2 separate regions of the Homo sapiens genome follow, and region 2 is linked to region 1. Evidence: chromatin contacts called from ENCODE Hi-C or POLR2A ChIA-PET data. All regions are on one chromosome and are shown on one strand. The core of a region is the stretch at or near the end of the contact, and the rest is flanking DNA. Distances in the headings are between cores, read along the strand shown. Region 1 has its middle 190 kb from the start of LINC02521. Region 2 has its middle 110 kb from the start of LINC02521.

What was found. Hi-C counts contacts between places; a loop is a spot of excess contacts on that map. ChIA-PET counts read pairs that join two places held with the same protein, here RNA polymerase II (POLR2A).
Region 2: a loop to region 1 is called in a map of PC-3, with 3 times the contacts of the local background. The contact joins two enhancer-like sites. A Hi-C loop is called at or near these places in 5 of 168 maps with a recorded cell type or tissue (Caco-2, HepG2, PC-3 and 2 more). POLR2A ChIA-PET finds 5 or more read pairs at or near these places in 1 of 52 experiments (GM12878).

What each region holds. Positions count from the first base shown.
Region 1 is chr6:2,440,342-2,443,486 of GRCh38, forward strand. No RefSeq gene overlaps it. Among named protein-coding and RNA genes, the nearest start is that of LINC02521, 190 kb to the right of the region's middle. Within about 2 kb of position 1,815, at least 2 of the 41 ENCODE cell types and tissues checked have a DNase peak (open chromatin) inside an H3K27ac peak, as active enhancers do; they include PC-3, where a contact is called at or near this core.
Region 2 is chr6:2,521,408-2,524,442 of GRCh38, forward strand. No RefSeq gene overlaps it. Among named protein-coding and RNA genes, the nearest start is that of LINC02521, 110 kb to the right of the region's middle. Within about 2 kb of position 1,309, at least 3 of the 41 ENCODE cell types and tissues checked have a DNase peak (open chromatin) inside an H3K27ac peak, as active enhancers do; they include PC-3, where a contact is called at or near this core.

The DNA of each region.
Region 1 (3,145 bases), core at 565-3,064:
ACAGACTTTGGAATTAAATGACAAAGATATTAGAGGCACTATTATTAATATTAAAATGTTCTAAAAAGCAATTGTGGACACTCTTAAAATAGATGGAAAGATAACTTTAGTTACCCCACTCTGCCGAACTAAAAAATAAAATAACTGGAATTTAAAAACAAACTCACTGGGTGAGCTTATTTTCCTTTGTTTTTAATGTATTTAACTGTAATTTTATAACTGATTTTTTAACAATTACATTTTTAACACCTGTTTGCCAATTCCTAAAAATTTAAAAACAGCTCTCATGAACTGGTACAAGCTAGTTTTATAACACAACTGACATCCACCATGAATGGTCTATTGTAATGAACAGTAAATATCCCACATTGCAGGACTCCTTAGAGAATTGAATATAGAAATAGACACTGTTAAACACCATGTGAGAGATGAACATGCATTTCTGAACATAGTTAACTTATGGTCCAGGGAAGATACTTTTGGAAATGTTGATGTAAATGAACAATTCAACACTAGGTGCTCTGATTCTTTTGACTACATTTTATTCTCTCTCTTGCTCCATAGCCACCTACACTCTTACTTTCACCCTGACAATCTGTTTTGCTGTCTTTGTCTTCTTTCTACCTCTCCCCTGAAACTCATCTCTTGGACAAAGGAAGCCCTCATTATTATTATTATTTCATAGACAGCAGCCAAGTTTAAAATCTGGACTTATGGGTAGGAATTTTGGAAAGGCTGTAATTTCTTTCTTAGTTGGTGAAAAGGGGCTTTTGCCATTATTCTTTCCCAGACTTCTTATAAGACTTACACCATCAAAATTGTCTCTCACAACATTCATACTCTTTGCAGCTTTTAAATCATAGAGAAGATGGAGACTGTCTGAGGAGCTTGGCCAGGCCAGCCTCTGGGATACCGTTTGACATCAGCTCCCTTTTTGGTGGTCATATGCATGTGATTTGTCCCCACATCCCCATCTGTGCTGACCTTCCTCCCACCACTTACTTACTGGGGCTCTCGGCCCTTGTTAACAAGAGTAGGAGCAGCCAAATAGTTAGGGATGATGTGATTTCCCCCTTCACTCTCAGATGGACGATAGATCACAGACTCGCTATCATCAGCATCCCTGGATCTCGTTTGGGAAACACTCCTTTTTATGACTTTAGACTACGTTTATGTCAATGAAAATCATCCCCAAGCTACAGGAATTTGACTCAATAGCTAATTTCTCTTAATTTGCCCACAGCTGTTTTACCTGTGTTGACAATTTTCCTAAAGAAAAATGTTACCCCTTGTGGAGTTAAAGCCTTTTTCAATTTTGCCAGCATGTCAGAAATAAATGGCGTGCTAGTGCAAAGTTGCTTTTCAGTGAACCATGATCTTGCCAAAGCTGCATGTCCTCCCACTACATCATGGCTGTGAAAGGGAACTTTTAAAGCAGGTGGTGCCTGAGGTTTAAGGCTGGCTGGAGACAAAAACAAATGGAGGAGGCAACTGTTTTGAAAAACTACAACTCCCGTGTGGAAGCCCCATTTGGGAATCAACGTTTTAACCTACAGTGGTTGAAATACTTAATTAGATTCAAAGTAGAAGCTGGCTGCCACAAGACACCATCTCACCATTCCTTTATGAGCCCTTTAAAGTTGTAACTCAAACTTTTGCAAGTCAGTTTTAAGGCAGATTTGTTGACACACTTGTGGATGGCCAAAGTCAGGCTGTTGGTTTGCTTATTCAAAAGAATGGAAATTGTCTCTATGTACACGGTAACAGGGCTGTGATTCATAATCACTGCCTCTCAATGTTATGCTTTATTTCTCTTCCAGAAATAGCAATACACTTTCTTTCTTTAGACATTCTAGGTGTTTTGGAATACATAGATTTGTTTACTTTTTTACTACTTCTAAGATTGCTGGTCTCATTAGTGGAATGAAGAAATTCAAGTTGAGTGTTATCCTTCCTTGCATCTCTAACTCCTGAGGCAGAGCTGGTTGGGCAAATGTCAGGAAGTGAATGAGTGAGTGATGATGGTAATGGGTGAAGTCGTGTTTATGGTCATATACAGGGCTGAGTACCAAAGGTCAACATTTCCTTTCAGTCAGTAATAGGCTCACTGCTGTTAGATAACAACTAATATTTTCAGGGGAAAAAAGTCAGCTTAGAAATGAAGATTTATCTTTCCCCACCCAATCCCAGAAAATGATTTTGTATTTATTTTGATCTAGGCCCATTGTTTTTGGCTGTGATTCAAGAAAAGTAGAACAACCCTCTTTCCAAGTGGGAATTTGGGGGCTGCTATCTTTCTCTATATTTTTAAATCCTCAAAATCAGTAGGGGTAATACTGCCCCCAGATGAATAAAAATTGGTTCTTAAGGGGTGTGTTTTAAAAATCCTTTTTATATATAAGTCACAGATATACATATATGTAGTACATAAACACTATATCTGTGATATTAGAATCATACGGGGGATTGATTAGGGAAGATGTCTAAAAAGGGTTCCTTGGCGGAGGGGTGGTAATGAGTAAAAGATTGAGAAACGCTGTTCTAAATGGTCACTTTTTTTATAACTTGCTATTTGTAACACTAAGCATAGTTTCAAAGTCCCTGATTCCATTTACTCATAAAGAGATCCCGTAGGTTGGACAGGGTAGAAATAACAGGTATATCAACTATTCCAATTATGTATTTGCTAATCTTTTTTTTCTTTTCTTTTCTTTTTTTTCTTTTGAGACAGTCCCAGCCTGGAGTGTGGCAGCACAACCTTGGCTCACTGCAACCTATGCCTCCTGGGTTCAAACGATTCTCCTGCCTCAGCCTCCCAAGTAGCTGGGACTACAGGCAAGTGCCACCACACCTGGCTAATTTTTTGTATTTTTAGTAGAGACGGGGTTTTATCTTGTTGACCAGGTTGGTCTCGAACTCCTGACCTCAAGAGATCTGCCTGCCTCAGCCTCCTGAAGTGTTGGGATTACAGGTGTGAGCTATGGCACCTGGCCTATTTGTCAATCTTAATGGCCAAAACGTAACTATGTTATTTCAAATAGCTTCAGTGTTGCTATTAATTTACAGATTTATATCATGCCTATGTTTACATTGGTATGTTAGCTACGTAAATATACTCCCATTACAATTAATAAAATTGATATAA
Region 2 (3,035 bases), core at 59-2,558, 81 kb after region 1:
AGAAATTACTTCTTTCTGTTTTCCTTACATTCATTCTGTTATTTTTCCTCAAGCTCCTAAAATGCAGGCTTAATGTACTTGCCTTCCATATTTTATTTTTAACAATATGAACATCTAAAGCTACTGTTTTTCTCTGAACGCTGCTTTACTGGCACCCCATAGGCTTATATATATATTGTTCTAATTATCATTATTTTCTAAATATTCTGCAATTTTGATGTTGATTTTGATTTTTCATTGACAGAAGAATTAAAAAAGAGTTTTCAAAATATTTTAGTGGTGGTTTTACTTTATTTATTTATTTTTTGGGATGGAGTCTCGCTCTGTCACCCAGGCTGGAGTGCAGTGGCATGATCTCGGCTCACTCCAGCCTCTGCCTCCCAGGTTCAAGTGATTCTTCTGCCTCAGCCTCCCAAGTAGCTGGAATTGCAGGCATGTGCCACCACGTCTGGCTAATTTTTGTATTTTTAGTAAAGACACGGTTTCACCATGTTGGTCAGGCTGGTCTTGAACTCCTGACCTCAGGCGATCCACCCACCTCGGCCTCCCAAAGTACTGGGATTACAGGTGTGAGCTGCTGCACCCGGCCCTGTTTATTTGTTCTCTAGTTTCTAATTTTATTATTGACTTCTTATTTTATTGAATTATGATAAAAATGTTTGTACATTTTAACTTAAAAACAATTGATGTTTTCTCTCTGCCTGACTTAGTCCATTTTTATGACTATTACTGGATCATTTGGGAAAAGGATTCGTTCATTCTCTAATTTGAGAGTATAGCATCTGACATATAGCAATTAGATCCGTTTCATTACTGGTTTAGGTCTTGTTTTTTTACATTGTATGTGTGCACATGTGCTTGATCTAACATGAACTGAGTTTCCTATTGTCGGTGAATTTCTGCATATTTCTTCTTGCATTTCCTGTGGGTTTTACTCCATCAGTGTTGGTGCTGTGCTGTACGGCGCAAATTCATAACAATTATATCACTATTGGGGATTGCAAACTCCAGCATTTTAAAGTGTGTGTCTTTGTGAATTCTATGATCCTACCACTTAAAGCACATGTGTTTGAGGGCATATTTTTATAGCACAGCTGTTCTGAAAACACAAACCAACCAAGGCCAAGGAAAGACAAGAGCCTGATTCTTTTAAATTTATGATGATAACACTAAAATTCCTTCTACAAAGCGAGCTTCCCGGCCTCAGAAAATGGCTTCAGTTCAAGTAGTAGGATCTTTCACAAAAAAATTCTCTGTCTACACATATTTGAACCTTTCTGACCAACAGCAACAACAAAAAACATAACACAACAATGTAAAGAGCACATTACTCATGACTAATCATCTAACCACAGAGGGAACTTCACTTCCTTCCTTCTTCACCACGTCCCCTTTTCCTCCCCAACCTCGCCCCCCTCTACCTTCTCTCTTGCTGTCTCCTGACGTGTATCCCTTGAATAAATGTGCTTTTTCCAAAGAAGATCGCTCCTGGCTCCTGCTCTCTCGCAGCTACTGACCAGTTGAACTCAGGGCGCTGGGTCCACTGGTGATTATGTGTGGGCTCCCACAGGTGACAAAAAGCCCATCTGGACTGCAGGGTCTTTAAACCCCAACGCTTCACACGTTCAACTTCTCACCCTTGAGAGTCTGTCACTTAGAGTTTTATTTTTCTACTCCCACTCTGTGCCACTCTATCCTGTAGACTCATTTTACAAAAGCAGCAAAATCTAAGTCTGACAGGTAATCCCATCTCTCCAGATTAGATGAGCTGGAAGCAACTTCTTGGCCCTGACATGTTGTGCAGAGGCACACAGCCAACCTTTGAAAGAACAAATGGGGGAAATTTGGAAATAGAGAAAGAGTGATGTCTCATGACTGTTACTATGATTTAGATTAACACATCTTTGGCCTGGGCCCCGGAAGTTGGATTTTCTTACAAGGTGGACATGTATCAACACAGAGCCTGCAGAACACGTAACTGTACAAGGCATACAGTGACCAGGAAGGGCAAAGACTCGCTAGTAGGCAACACTTTATCCTAGGGCACATAAGTATCAGAGAAAGAGGACAGAGCAGTCCTGGAGTCTTTCAAGTTGGGTCAGATCACCATAGATTTTGAACAAAATTAGTATCTTGGAGTTTATGATGACTGGGTTATGAATGCACCTATTAGGAAAATAGCCTATAATTTTTAGAAACCAGAAGCAATTGACGATTATGGATGTTTTAGTATTTTATTATGAGATATTACCTATTGGAATTTTTTGTTTGGGGAATTTTAGCAAGATATTAAATCAAGAATAGATAAACATCCAGATTATTGGAAAACCTTGGTGATGTAATTTCAGGGTCACTTTGCTACGTTAACTCATGGAGCATCATCACAGTACTACCAGAAGCAGGGAGCTGGGCAAGGTCCTGCTTGTTTACTTGCCTAAGCATAATGGCTGAATTTTGGAAATGATGAACAAGTAAGCTTGAAATCAATCCCCAGTGACCTTCGAAAACATATCACTAAATTAATATTCACCAGTAGATATCACGCATGAAAGAACAGACACATCATTTCTGTTTCTGATGGGGTTGCAATGACAAACTTATAGATGGGAACAAAGAGCTAGCCCTTCACCTCAGAATTGCTGCAAAAACATCAAAACATTCTCATTTGATAGCTGTCAAAGACCAAGCTAAATGAAGATATAGACAGGTGGTTTCAAAGTTTGTTAAATATCTTTGCTAAATAATATTAGCAATGGCCCTTGTCAACTGGAAGAGATGCCCTAACCCACCACCTAACTGCCTGCCAAAAATGGGGAACCAACAGTGTAAACAGATTAAAAGTGCAGGTTCTGGAATGTGATGACCTGGATTTTGAACCACATGCTTTCTGCTTTGGCCTTGAAATGTTATTTTACTCCTTCCTCCTGCAGTGCCCTCTGCTGACAGAGCTGAGCATTGTGTCAGGAGAATATCAACAGGGACCAGCTCCAGCATTGCAAGACAGGCAAAGAAGAGTGTGTTTGGAGCCAAAGTGA